Regions from separate parts of the Homo sapiens genome. Here region 1 is linked to region 2. The links are chromatin contacts, found by Hi-C or POLR2A ChIA-PET in ENCODE. All regions are on one chromosome and are shown on one strand. The core of a region is the stretch at or near the end of the contact, and the rest is flanking DNA. Distances in the headings are between cores, read along the strand shown.

Evidence for each region. A loop is a pair of places that touch in the nucleus more often than their neighbours do. ChIA-PET counts read pairs that join two places held with the same protein, here RNA polymerase II (POLR2A). Pooled maps may share reads with other maps.
Region 1: a loop to region 2 is called in a pooled map, with 2.6 times the contacts of the local background. The contact joins two enhancer-like sites. A Hi-C loop is called at or near these places in 1 of 50 pooled maps. POLR2A ChIA-PET finds 5 or more read pairs at or near these places in 2 of 52 experiments (activated CD4-positive, alpha-beta T cell and activated T-cell).

Annotation. Positions count from the first base shown.
Region 1 is chr4:99,818,076-99,824,690 of GRCh38, reverse strand. The region is part of intron 1 of DAPP1 (dual adaptor of phosphotyrosine and 3-phosphoinositides 1); the gene reads right to left. Among named protein-coding and RNA genes, the nearest start is that of DAPP1, 4.6 kb to the right of the region's middle. RefSeq lists an enhancer at 2,275-2,644. Within about 2 kb of position 2,655, at least 4 of the 41 ENCODE cell types and tissues checked have a DNase peak (open chromatin) inside an H3K27ac peak, as active enhancers do.
Region 2 is chr4:99,445,369-99,452,535 of GRCh38, reverse strand. No RefSeq gene overlaps it. Among named protein-coding and RNA genes, the nearest start is that of ADH7, 14 kb to the right of the region's middle. RefSeq lists an enhancer at 4,802-6,001. Within about 2 kb of position 5,280, at least 5 of the 41 ENCODE cell types and tissues checked have a DNase peak (open chromatin) inside an H3K27ac peak, as active enhancers do.

The DNA.
Region 1 (6,615 bases), core at 1,406-3,905, 370 kb before region 2:
CTTATCCCTCACAAAGTGCTGGTTCAGGGTAATTGTCTTCAAACTGTGGTTGCCATTGACAACCTACCATTGTGGGCTAGTGTAGGAGACAGAGAGGGTCACTTTCAGGAAGCTTCAGCTATAGGAAAGAGCTATAAGTACATTGGGGTCTGTAAAAAAAATACAGGCAGATTCTTGTTTCATTAGTTATCTCTTCTCTATTCCATGGTTTAGGCGATACCTCTAACCAACGTCAATTTATTCCACCAGTAAAAACCACTGGGCATAAGGGGACTGAGTGAGTCTGAAAGTGATGAATGCAAGTACATCATCAGCGTTGGTTCAGTGGAAAGCTCACTGGCTTAAGTCAGGAGGCTTGAGTTCTGGTCTTGGCCTTGACTCAACTTGGGGCAATTCAACATTTAAACATCTGCTCTTTATCAAGTGGTATGCTCAGATGGAGAAGGCAAAGATGAATAAACCACTGTCCTGCTCCTAAGGAGTTCACCATTAAAAGGAGTTTACTGTGCTCTAGCCTAAAGCAAGTGGCTAAACCTCTTAGTACCTCAGGACTGACATCTGCAAAATGGTTTCAAGAGTATCTGGTGAATCAACCCAAACATGCAATCAACTTGTATAAGTCAGAACTCTAGGAGCAGTAACATGAAACCCAGGAAAATTTAGAAATTTATACTGATAAAGCAAACAATGAGTTATAATATATTTGTGAGACATTAAGGTTTTCAAAATTTCTTTGATACCATTTTGAAAACATACACAAAAGCAGAACTAGTTTTGTTTGGACATGAGTCGCTTATTTTGCTTAGCTCAATGGAATTGCTGGATTCTACCCTTGTTCCTTCCTGACTATTCCCGGGTTAGCACTCTAGTTTCCTACTCACCAATCTGAAAACTCCCTCACTAACCCACTATCTTGGCTCTAGCCCCATTGCCACCCATCATGCTGAACTATCAGATTAATCTACCTAAAAACAAAACATGATGACTATGTAATTCCACATTCCTATGAACCTTCAGTGAGTCCACATTGTTCATTGACCAAATCTATTTTAGGCCCTCCAGAATCTAGATCAACCTAAATATCCATGCTTTCAGAGGGAAGCAAGAGCCTACTTTGAGACAGATCAAGAAGGAGATGATGGAAAAATATCCTACCAAAAAGCAAAAGCAAAATTATACATATAATATGATTACAATTCAATCTCTATATATGTTTGTGTGTGTGTACAGAAAAACATTTCTTAAAAACTAGAATCAAGATGAACAATGTTATTTTAGGTAGTAGTACATGGCTGACATTTTAGTGCTTTTCTTTATATTTTGATGCTTCTCTTCATCTCTCTAATTTTTGATAATTAATATATATTACTATTATTTTCAACTATTTATTATAAATAAATTCAGATATACTGGAAAGTAGAAAAATAGCATCAATGTTACTGCATTGAAATAATACCCATATTTCAGGTAGAATAATTTTTAACCTTTTGCCACATTTTTAATACAACGTTTAATTTTGACTCTTTCGATGAACAGTTTTAAAGTAAATTACAGATATCCTGACACTTTAACCCTAAATAATTCAACATGCATCTCTCAAAAGTGACATTCTTTTACATAATCATCATACTGTTATTAAAACAAGTGATTACTCTTACACTTTTTAAAGTTATAAACATTTTTAAACAAAGAAGGTCTAACAACAGATAATGGGGGCAGGTGCTAGTGGGCAGGGTCAGGGGAAGCATGACCATAAAGAAGCAAGTGGTGAGCAGCGAACACTGATAAGGCCCAGCAGTGTTCACTGTGCTCTTGGTAGAGGCAGGCCTCTATCAGGCAGTAGGACACAGAGGTCGATGGGCTCAGAATAGGAATTTATCCTCTACGGGAGTTGGTAGGAGCCAGAAATTAATGCAGGTTTTAACAAAATATCTAAGAGTATGGTCATGAAAACAGAAGTACAAGAGAAAAGCCAAGTTGAAGCTTCTCATAGGATGAGATGGATAGAGGTAGAGACCAGAACCAGACCACCAGAATGCTGACAAACCAGATGGGTCTTGGGGACTGGGTGGGTCTGAGTTCATGTGAGCTTTTTCAATTCTGAATCCTTGCATATTTTGCTACCATCACTCCTTTATTCAGGCCATTTTCTCTGTAGAAAATTTCACCTTTTCTAACTTCAACTGACAAAAATCATATCAGCTCCAAGGCCATCTTCTCCACTTCTACTGTGGAGAAGATAGCCTTCCATAGGAGATTGTTTTATCTAGACACTGTCACAGCCCTCAGCCCACACAACACTGCATTCTAACTCTACATGCATATGAATCCTCCATCTCTGCACAGCCATGCCTTCTTTATTGTAGTCTCCTCTATGCTGCCTTGCCTGGCGTCATCATACAACAGATAGATCTATGACCCAGTAGAAGAGTGAATGAATGAAACAAAGTGACTCCCCACAACATGGACAGTCTGTGGGACAGATTTCCACTTGTAAGTAGAAGGAAGTCACCCTTTGGAGGAACAGAAAAACACCACAACTGAAGAGGAAATTCACTTGAGTTATGAAGAGATGGAACTGTACACTAGTTACATACTAATTATACAACCACAGAAGAACCACCTTCCGTTTTTAGAATCCAAGATTACAGAGCTGTGCACAGAAGAGGAACAAGCTGTATTGCTGTAGTTAGTGTCACACCGCTGTAAACAGGTTCCACTGAAATTTTGACTTTACGTTTCTTAGCTGAATAAATTTTTCTAGTCCTGAAAATGAATTCTACACAAAATTCAATAATGTTCTGATTAACTAGAATGCTGGCCTGGCTTTGTGTACATGTGCATGTATATTATGTGAGGAATAGAAAGAATAATGTCTTTTATAGTAAACTTTGTTATAATCACAGAACTTTCTTTGCTTCTCTCAGTTCATATTAAGAACTATGAACATGTACTAGTATAGTAAGATGAGAGAAATTTGATGAAAACCAGGAGGTTACATCAGCAGTCAAGCATGAAGGCTCTGGAGCAAAACTCTTGGATTTGAAGGTATGTTAGAATGGAAACTTAAGCATGTGATTAAAACTCTGTTCTTTACTTTTCTCATCTATAAATGGGGACAACATTAGTAATAATACCCACCTCACAGCAATGTGTAAATTAAACAAGTTCACATGGGCAAAGGGCTTAAACTAGTGCTTAGCACATGATAAGCATCCAATAATTACTAATTGCCATTACTAGAATACATACCTTTGACCAGTGGGCTCTACAAAGCAGCACCATGCAGTGGAAAGCTCTGGGGTAAGTTCCTAGGTGTGTCTCTCAGCTCCACTACTTACAAAGTCTGTGACCTGGATCGTATACTTAGCTTATTGAAGTCACCTTTTGCGTCTATGAAATGAGTATGGTGATATCGTATTGAAAGTGTTATTGTGAAGCCTAAATGGCATTATGCGTGTGAATGGTATGGTGCTGATGCATAGTAGGTGGTCAGTAAATTAGGACTATCACAGCAGGGAAACAACCTGGTTTGTGAAGTCAGCATGGGTTTTGAACACAGACACTCAGAGACTGTAGGCAACCTGATTTTTCTGCTCTTGAGTCTCTTCCTGTGTAAAGCTGGAATACCAGTGCCTTTCAAAGACCAGAGCTGGTGTCTACAAAATGCCTGCCTTATAATACGGACTCATTTTGTTTATTATCATTTATTCCGTGGGTCAGCAAACCACCAGCTGAGGGTTAATTCCTGTCAGACACCTGTTTTAGTATGGACTGGGAGCCAAGAATGGCTGTACATTTTGAAATGCTTGAGGGAAATAGAAAAATATTCATAAAAATTATATGAAATTCACATTTCAGTGTATAAATAACGTTTTGTTTGAACACCATCACGGTCATTTGTTTCTGTGTTCTCTGGTAGTTTTTGCACAACAGCAGATGTGAGTAGTTGAGGTAGAGACTGTAAGGCCTGCAAAGCCTAAAACATTCGTTACCCGGCCCTTTATAAAAAAAAGGTTTGCTGCTCCATGGTCTACTCTAAACTTCTCTTATATGTGACTAATTAGTTATCAATTTATTTAAATATTCAGAGCTTGGAATCTAGTTCTTTGGCACTGGCCAATCCAGCCAAACACTGGCACTTTCTTATACAACTTTCGATTTGAGAAAGTATTTAAAAAAGAGAACGTTTATTATGTTTCTCACTTGGAGTTACAACTGACTAGATCATTTGAATATTTAATTTTAAAGTATGCTAAAACACTTTCATTTTGTTATTTCTTTTGTGTTTATACATATATATAGCTATATGTAGAAATAGTATAGTAACCTTTGTTAAAGCCAAAGAATTGCTGGAATTTTCAGTAATTTAACTAGCTATTCTTTACCAGTTTGTTACTTAGGTGATATCTCCAGTATTTGTTACTTGTTTTATTTTGCCATATTTTCATTTTGCAAGCAGCAAACAGCCTGACCCATCTCCTCGTTCATGGTCCACCTCCTTCCTCTCCCCTGATTCTCCACACCCTCACTTCTTGCCCTCCCCACACCTCTCTTCCCCCTAAGCCCATACCCTCCCCTGAGAAGTGTAAGCGAAGCTGAGCAACAATTTAAGATGGTTTTATTTCTCCTTTGCTTCTGGACACATTAATGTATTTTAGATGAAAGAAAATTAATGATTTTAGGCTGACACTCTATAAATGAGACATGGAAAAGCACTGTGTTGCTTGATTTAGGTATTTTAGAAAATAATAAACCTGTACTCTGAGCAAGTTGTATATGTCCTGGAAAGGCAAGTGATGGATTTGCTGCAGTTCAGGGCTCAATTTACAGGATTTACATATTCCAGAGCCTGAAAAAAACAGAGGCCCAAGAACAAAGACTTCTGCTATTTCTGTAATTTAACCACTAACTTATCTGTTTATGTCTATCAAAAACATAAACGTAAGGATTTATCTAACTACTCAAATAACCTCTTAAAAATAATTGAAAAATTAAGTCATTAAAACCAGCTACCTTTTATCTATCCATTACATTAAATCATTTTGTTTTTAAGGAGGTCTTTGGAAACTAAATTAATCAGAAGGTTTGGTAGAGATTCTATCTCGCCAGTGGTTAAAGGTTCAAAGAAAAAGTCATTATAATGTTCGAGTTATGTTCAGTATTCTGGCAGAGGCAACAAGTCATTGTCAAGAGTTCTCAAATTGTTATCTATAAAAAATGTATCAGTGAGGTGCTGCAGGAGCAAGTACTGGCACAAGTTGATTATTAAATATTCAATTCGATGATGTTAAATTGTTGGCAGCTTGAAATTGTCTATAGTGGGAGTATTTATACCAGGGAATTAGGCAAATTCTTGAAATCAGGGCTTTCTCCACACCCCAACTCTTCCCAGCTGTTTTTCCAGCACACTGTTGAGTATGCTTAAATAAGCCATACATCTGAGGGTTCTTTTTGGGAGAACAGAAATGTCCTAAAACTGATTTATGGTGATGGTTGTATCACTCTGTAAAGTTAGTCAAAAGTATTGAATTGTACACTTGAAACGGGTATATTTTATGATATGTAAAATAACCTCAATAAAGTTGCTAATCGAAATGCCCCTAAACCAACAAACAAAATATCAACATTTATTAGTAATTTTAAGATTCAAGTACACACCCAACAGACTTAAAATGAAAAACAAGACCACATTTACCTAATGCATTTGGTAGATACATATTCTATGCAGTGATCATCAACCTAGGGTCTCACTTTGGAATTACTTGGAGAGTTTGACAAGAAAACACCCATCCCCAGAGATACTGAAATCATTTGTCAAGTCTGTGGTTTGGGTGTCAAGATGTTCCAGAGCACAGCCAAGGTCAAGAACCAGGACTGTAGAGCAGTTTTCCCAGATAACTGCAGGTTGCCCATTGCTATAGAAATCATCCTCATGTTTATTAATTGTTCACGCCTTCTGAAATAGGGAAATCTGGCCATGAATGTACCCTTTTTTTTTTGCAGGGAAGTGGTGTGACTCAGTTTTGTATTCAATGTCTATTCTTTGCACATGGAGGAAAGACACAGTCCTATTCCACCCGTGGGTTTCACCTGTAGTTGCTTCTTGCTGTTGACATCATGGTGGGGCACAGAGACAGCATCTAATTCATCTTTGTCATCTAAGTGTGTTCCCACAGTACTCAACCATAGACTCTGGGTTCTAGGATTGTTTGTTTAACTAAAGGACCAGAATTGAATATATTCCTCTATCTCCTCCTTTGGGGTTTTCTATTACAGTGGGCTGGGAATACAGTTAACAGAACATGTAAAGCATTGTAACTTAATAGTTCAATAAGACACTGAGGGCCACAGTTCAGCTTTAGCTTTTGGACTTGGTGACACCTGTGCTGGATGCTCACAGAAGGGCCTTTTACCTCTTCTGTTTGGGGATTCAATCTAGAGGGATAGAGAGATTCTAGAGCTCTGGCTTCCTAATAAGGGGAGTTTTCTTTAATGAAAATTCCAGGTGTTTTATCTGATTTGCCAAATGAAAGTAGAGTTCAATTCCGAGACCTCAGTTTTATAATCTAAAGACAGGAATTATTAATAAACTTTTACAGTAATACAACATAA
Region 2 (7,167 bases), core at 4,031-6,530:
AAAATCTTTAACCAAGAATTTTTATATCCAGCCAAACTAAGCTTCCTAAGTGAAGGAGGAATAAGATCCTTTGCAAATAAGCAAATGTTGAGGGAGTTTGTTACCACCAGACCTGCCTTATGAGAGATCTTGAAAGGTGCACTAAATATGGAAAGAAAAGTCTGCTATCAGCTAATACAAAAACACACTTAAACACACAAACCACTATCACTATTAAGCAACCACACAAACAAGGCAACATAGTAACCAGCTAACAACACAATGACATGATCCAATCCACACATATCAATACTAACCTTGAATGTAAACAGGCTAAATGCCCTACTTAAAAGGCATAGAGTGGCAAGTTGGATAAAATAGCAAGACCTAGTGGCATGCTGTCTTCAAGAGACTCATCTCACACAAAATGACACCCATAGGCTCAAAATAAAGGGATGGAGAAAAATCTACCAAACAAATGGAAAACAGAAAAAAGCAGGGGTTGCAATCCTAGTTTCAGACAAAAGAGACTTCAAACCAAAAAAGCTAAAAAAAAAGACAAGGGCATTGCATAATGATAAAGGGTTCAATTCAACAAGAAGACTTAACTACCCTAAATAGATATGCATCAAACACAGGAGCACTCAGATTCATGAAGCAAGTTCTTAGAGACCTACGACAAGACACAGACTCCCATACAATAGTAGTGGGAGATTTCAACACTCCACTGACAATATTAGACATAACTTTGAGGCAGAAAATTAACAGAGATATTCAGGACCTGAACTAAACATTGGACCAAATGGATCTGATACACTTCTACAGAACTCTCCACACCAAAACAACAGAGTATACATTCTTCTCTTTGCTACATGGCACATACCCTAAAATCGACCATGTAATTGGACACAGAACAATCCTTAGCAAATGCAAAAAAATCCAAATCATACCAAACACACTCTCAGACCACAGTGCAATAAAAACAGAAGTCAAGACTAAGAAAATAATTCAAAACCATGAATTACATGGAAATTAAACAACATGCTTCTGAACTACTTTTGGGTAAATAATGAAACTTAGGCAGAAATCAATAAGCTTTTGAAACTAAAGAGAACAAAGATATCATATTCCAGAATCTCTGAGACAAGTAAGGCAGTGTTCAAAGGGAAATTCATTGCACTAAATGCCCATGTAAAACAGTCAGAAAGATCTCAAGTTAACAACCTAACATCACAACTGAAAAAAATTAGAGAAGCAAGAAAAAATCAGCCCCAAAACTAGCAGAAGACAAGAAATAACCAAAATCAAACCTGAACTGAAGGAAAATGAGACATGAAAAGCCATTTAAAAGATCAATGAATTTAAGAGTTTGTTTTTTGAAACAATTAATAAGCTAGGCCACTAGCTAGACTAATAAAGAAAAGAGAAAAGATTCAAATAAACACAATTTGAAACGATGAAGGGAATGTTACTGCTGACCCCATGGGAATATAAATAACCATCAGAAACTACTACAAACTCCTCTATATGCACAAACTAGAAAACCTAGAAGAGATTGATAAATTCCTGGACACATACACTCTCCCAAGACTGAACCAGGAAGAAATTGATTTCCTAAACAGACCACAACGAGTTCTAAAATTGAATTAGTAATAAATATCTGACTAATCAAAATAAAGCCTAGGACCTGATGCATTCACAAATTCTACCAGATGTACAAAGAAGAACTATTATCATTCTTACAAAAGCTATTCCAAAAAATTGAGGAGACAGGACTCCTCCCCAACTAATTCTATGAGGCCAGCGTTATCCTGATACCAAAATACTGTCATAAGACACAAGAAAAGAAAACTTCAGGCCAATATCCTTGATTAATATCAATGCAAAAATCCTCAATAAAATACTTGCAAATCGAATCCAGCAGCACATCAAAAAGCTAATCGACCATGATCAAGTAGGCTTAATCCCTGGGATACCCAAGGTTGGTTCAACATAAGCAAATCAATAAATATGATTCATCACATAAACAGAACTAAAGAAAAAAACACATTATTATCTCAGTAGATGCAGAAAAGGCTTTTGATAAAATTCAACACCCCTTCACGTTAAAACTCTCAATAAACTAGGTATTGAAGGAACATACTTCAAAATAATAAAAACCATTCATGACAAACCCATACCTAACATTATACCAAATAGGCAATAGCTGGAACCATTCCCCTTGAACACCAGCACAAGACAAGGATGCCCTCTCTCACCACTCCTATTCAACATAGTACTGGAAGTCCTAGCCACGGTAATCAGGCAAGAAAAGAAATAAAAGGCATCCAAATAGGAAGAGAGGAAGTCAAACTATCTGTTTACAGATGACATAATTCTATATCTAGAAAATCCCATAGTCTCAGCCCAAAAGCTCCTTCAGCTGATAAACAACTTCAGCAAAGTCACAGGATAAAAAATTAATGTGCAAAAATCACTAGCATTCTTATATACCAACAATAGCCAAGCCAAGAGTGAAATCAGAAAGGCAATCTCATTCACAATCACCACAAAAAGAATAGAATACATAGGAATACAGCTAACCAGGGAGATGAAAGATGTCCACAATGAGAATTACAAAACACTGCTCAAAGAAATCGGAGATAACACAAACAAATGGAAAAAACATGCCATATTCATGGATAGGAAAAATTAACATCATTAAAATGGCCATACTGTCCAAAGCAATTTACAGATTCAACGCTATTCTTATCAATCTACAAATGACATTCTTCAACTAGAAAAAAAATTTTTTAATTTACGTGGAACCAAAAAACAACCTGAATAGCCAACATGATCCTAAGGGAAACAAAACAAAACAAAAACAAAGCTGGAGGAATCATGTCACCCAACTTCAAACTATACTACACGGCTACAGTAACCAAAATAGCATGGTATTGGTACAAAAACTGGCACATAGACCAATGGAACAGAATAGAGAACCCAGAAATAAGGCTGTACATCTACAACCACCTGATTCTCAAAAAAAACAAGCAATGGAGAAAAGGCTCCCTATTCAATAAATGGTACTGGGATAACTGGCTAGCCATATGAAGAAAATTAAAACTAGACCCCTTCCTTACACCATATACAAAAATTAACTCAAGATGAATTAAAGACTTAAATGTAAAACTCAAAACTATAAAAGCTCTGGAAGACAACCTAGGCAATACCATCCTGGACATAGGAACGGGCAAAGATTTTATGACAAAGACACCAAAAGCAATTGCAACAAAAGCAAAAACTGACAAATGGAATCTAATTAAACACAGGAGCTTCAGCACAGCAAAAGAAACTATCAACAGAGTACACAAACAACCTGTAGAATAAGAGAAAATAGTTACAAACTATGCATCTGACAAAGATCTAATATCCAGTGTCCATAAGAAACTTAAACAAATTTACAAGATAAAAACAAACAGTCCCATTAAAAAGTGGGCAAAAGGCATGAACAGACACTTCTCAAAAGAAGACATACACGTGGCCAACAGTCATATGAAAAAGAGCTCAACATCACTGATCATTAGAAAAATGCATTTTGAAACCACAATGAGATACAATCTCATAGCAGTCAGAATGGTTACTATTAAAAAGTAAAAAAAATAACAGATGCTGGTGAGGCTGTGGAGAAAAGGGAATGCTTATACACTGTTGGTGGGAGTGTAAATTAGTTCAACCATTGTAGAAGACAGTGTGATGATTCCTCAAAAACCTAAAGTCAGAACTACCATTTTATCCTGCAATCCCATTACTGGGTATATACCCAAAGCAATATAAATTGTTTTATTATAGAGACACATGCACACACATGTTCATTGCAGCACATTTCACAATAGCAAAGACATGGAATCAACCTAAATGCCCATCAGTGGTAGACTGGAAAAAGAAAATGTGGTATATATACACCATGGAATACTATGCAGCCATAAAAAAGGAATGAGATCAGTCTTTTGCAGGAACATGGATGGGGCTGGAGGCTATTATCCTCAGCAAACTAACACAGGAACAGAAAACCAACTACAGCATGTTCTCATTTATAAGTGGGAGGTAAATGATGAGTATGAACACAAAGAAGGAAACAACAGACACTGGGCTCTTCTTGAGGGTGAAGGTTGAGAGGAGGGAGAAGAGCAGCAAAGATAACTATTGAGTACTGGCTTAATTCCCAGGTGATGAAATAATCTGTACAACAAACCTCCATGAAATGAGTTTACCTATGTAACAAACCTTCACATGTACCCCTGAACCTAAAATAAAAGTTAAAAATAATGAGCAGAATTGTATAATTGTTTTGAGATAATTATCTTTCACTACAAAGATTAATAACAAAGGAACAAAGGTGGTGCCAGTCTGAGTTTGGACAGGCAGTTAGTTGCTGGGCAGATATCCTCACAGAAGTATTTTTTGTGTAAGGTTGTGATGACCTTTGTGCATTGTTGTGGCTTCTGTAGAGTCTTTTGTGGAAGTTTTTATTATCTGGCATATAAGTGTGAGAAGCCTCTCTTCATAGCCCTCCCCAGCTCTATTTGTCAGGGTTTTTTGTATTTGTTTGTTTGTTTGTTTGTTTTAAACATACATGACTCCATTTTGATTCCGACCACTTTCATATTTCTCTTTTTGATTACGATTGTTCTCGGAAGGTATCACAGATCAATCATCCTGTAGTTAGGTTTTGATTGTCCTTCAGTACCCAAATGAACCTGCACTGAGTTGCTGGTCTGTCCCACACTGGAGAGAGTGATTGGCAGCTAAGAGTCAATGTCAAACTCTGTTTAGCAACATTTCAGCAATAAGGGAAGTTTGAATGGACAGCTCTCCAGTCACTCCTCAGGTGGCTCTTCTCTTTTAAAGACAGAATTATTTGGGGATGAAAGACTATTGAAAAAAAAGATTGTTGAGAATCTATTATATTCTAAGCCTATTGGAACAGAAACTGTCTCAGAATCATTTTAGTATCTGACCCCACCACCAATATCCCGGCACCTAGGCCCACAGTAGAAACTAATAAAAAATCTCATTGAATGAATAAAAGATTTATTGCCTGATTAAGTAAATGAATGGTCACTCACACTTGTGACATTTGTAACTTTTAGGGGATCCTGTGAACTGAGTTTCCCAGGCTCCAATTTGATTCAGTTCTTTTCTTTCTCATAGCCCAGCCAAGCCTTCTTGATCCCATTGTGATCCTTCACACTGGAGGACTAGTCAAGCAGTTAATCACAGCCGGTGGTTTCTTCAGCTGCAAAGGGAAATGTCACTTTCACTGTGACTCAGCTCTTTTCCACTGCTTTCTCGAATTGCTGTTTGTTGAATAAATCTGGTCGAGTTTGACAATAAAGGTCTCCCAGGAAGTGTTAAAATAAATGAGGTCTTGGTAAGGTGTCTCCTAGACATTTAAAACAAACAAAACAAAAAAAAAACACACTTCATAAAAACAATTGTTTGGTTAATGGGCTATCCTTTGATTAAAATTGTAAGCATTTGATTTAAAACTGGCTGGTAGAACTTTCATTTACTAAGTAGTTTACATTTAGGTATCAGTGTTGTCTTTGAAGTATAAGAAGGTGGTCATCTTTTTGCTATATGCTTAAAAGGATTTATCAGTTAGTGTTGACTGGAGTGCCCAGACTCTGAATCTACATGGAGAGTCACCCTTGCAGTACTTGAGCAGCCCCATGTCTAAAAATTTTGTTCCTTTCAATATGATTATGTTTCCCTGCCTCTTCATGTCTGGCCCCCCACTTGGGATGTTACAGAACTACCCTCAGTTGCCCAATGAGCCACTGATGTAACAGAATGTGTACCTGCCCTTACAGTGTCTTCCAGGACCCACTTTCTGATGTCCTGTGTTTTTCTGGATACATTTGGTACTCCTATACACACGCTTTCTTCACTTCTCCTTGTTGACCCTGCCTGGAGAGGAGAGATCCTATAATATTCCTTTTGGTTAGAGACCGCTTTTGTGTTCATTTCATAGAGCTGCCATAACAAGGTACACAAACTTGGTAGCTTAAAACAACAGAAATTTGTTCTCTCATAGTTTCTGAACACCAGAAGTCCAAAATCAAAGTATCATCAGGATTGGATACTCCTAGAGTCTCTGAAGCAGAATCTGTTCCATGCCTTTCCCCTAGCTTCTGGTAGTTCCCAGCAATCTTTGGCATCCTTTGGCTTGTGGATGTATCACTCCAATCTCTGCCTCTGTGGTCACATGCTGTTCTCCTCTGTGTGTCTCTTTGCATCTTCACCTAGCCTTCATATAAGGACACTAATCTTTGAATTTAGAGCTCACTCTAATTCAATATGACCTCATCTTAACTACTTACATTACATCTGCAAGGACCCTATTCTCAAATAAGGCCACATTCTGAGGTTCTGGCATACGTGAATTTTGGAGGAACACTATTCAATCCAATACACCTCCTTTCTTCCCAGCTGGGTCTTACAGGAGCACAAGGTATCATTCAAGCTTTCTTGAGATTTTGCCCACACCCTATGCCTACATATATATGTGCAAGCTCATTTATCTAAAGAGAAAAGAACTAGAAAGCTAGGCTTTCATCATTTGAATGCACATTTAAGAGTGGCAGCTCGGAGAAAATAATGTGCATATAAATTATTCAAAGCTTGTCTCGTGGTATCCCAATAAGGGTAGTTACCTTGCAGTGGGCAGGCTTATCACTGATCTTCAGTAATGATAATAAAAGCTAACACTTGTTGATCATAAACAGTTTTTTAGGGAATATTTCAAGCATTTCATAAATGGTATCTCATTAAATCTTTACAACAGTTTTGTGAAAGAAGTACTAAATTGGTATTATCCTCATTTTACAGGTGAAGAAATTAAGACTTGCAGAAATTAGTTTATCAAAGGTAACAATATTCTTAAATGGATGTCAGAGTCCAGAGATGAAACTTTTAAACACTTCAATGTGGTCTTCTTATAAAAAATACATTGTCTTCTCCATTTGGCAGATGAGAAAAAACGTGGGTACAAGAAGTTAAGTCATTTGTCTGAAGTGTTATAGCCGGTACATCTGAAATGAAAATCCTGATCTGTTTTCCCTTAAAGCTAAATTCTTTTTATAGCACCTGACTGCAAATTTGTTTCTACAGGGGCCCAGGTGATGACAGCAATGGAGGAAAGTG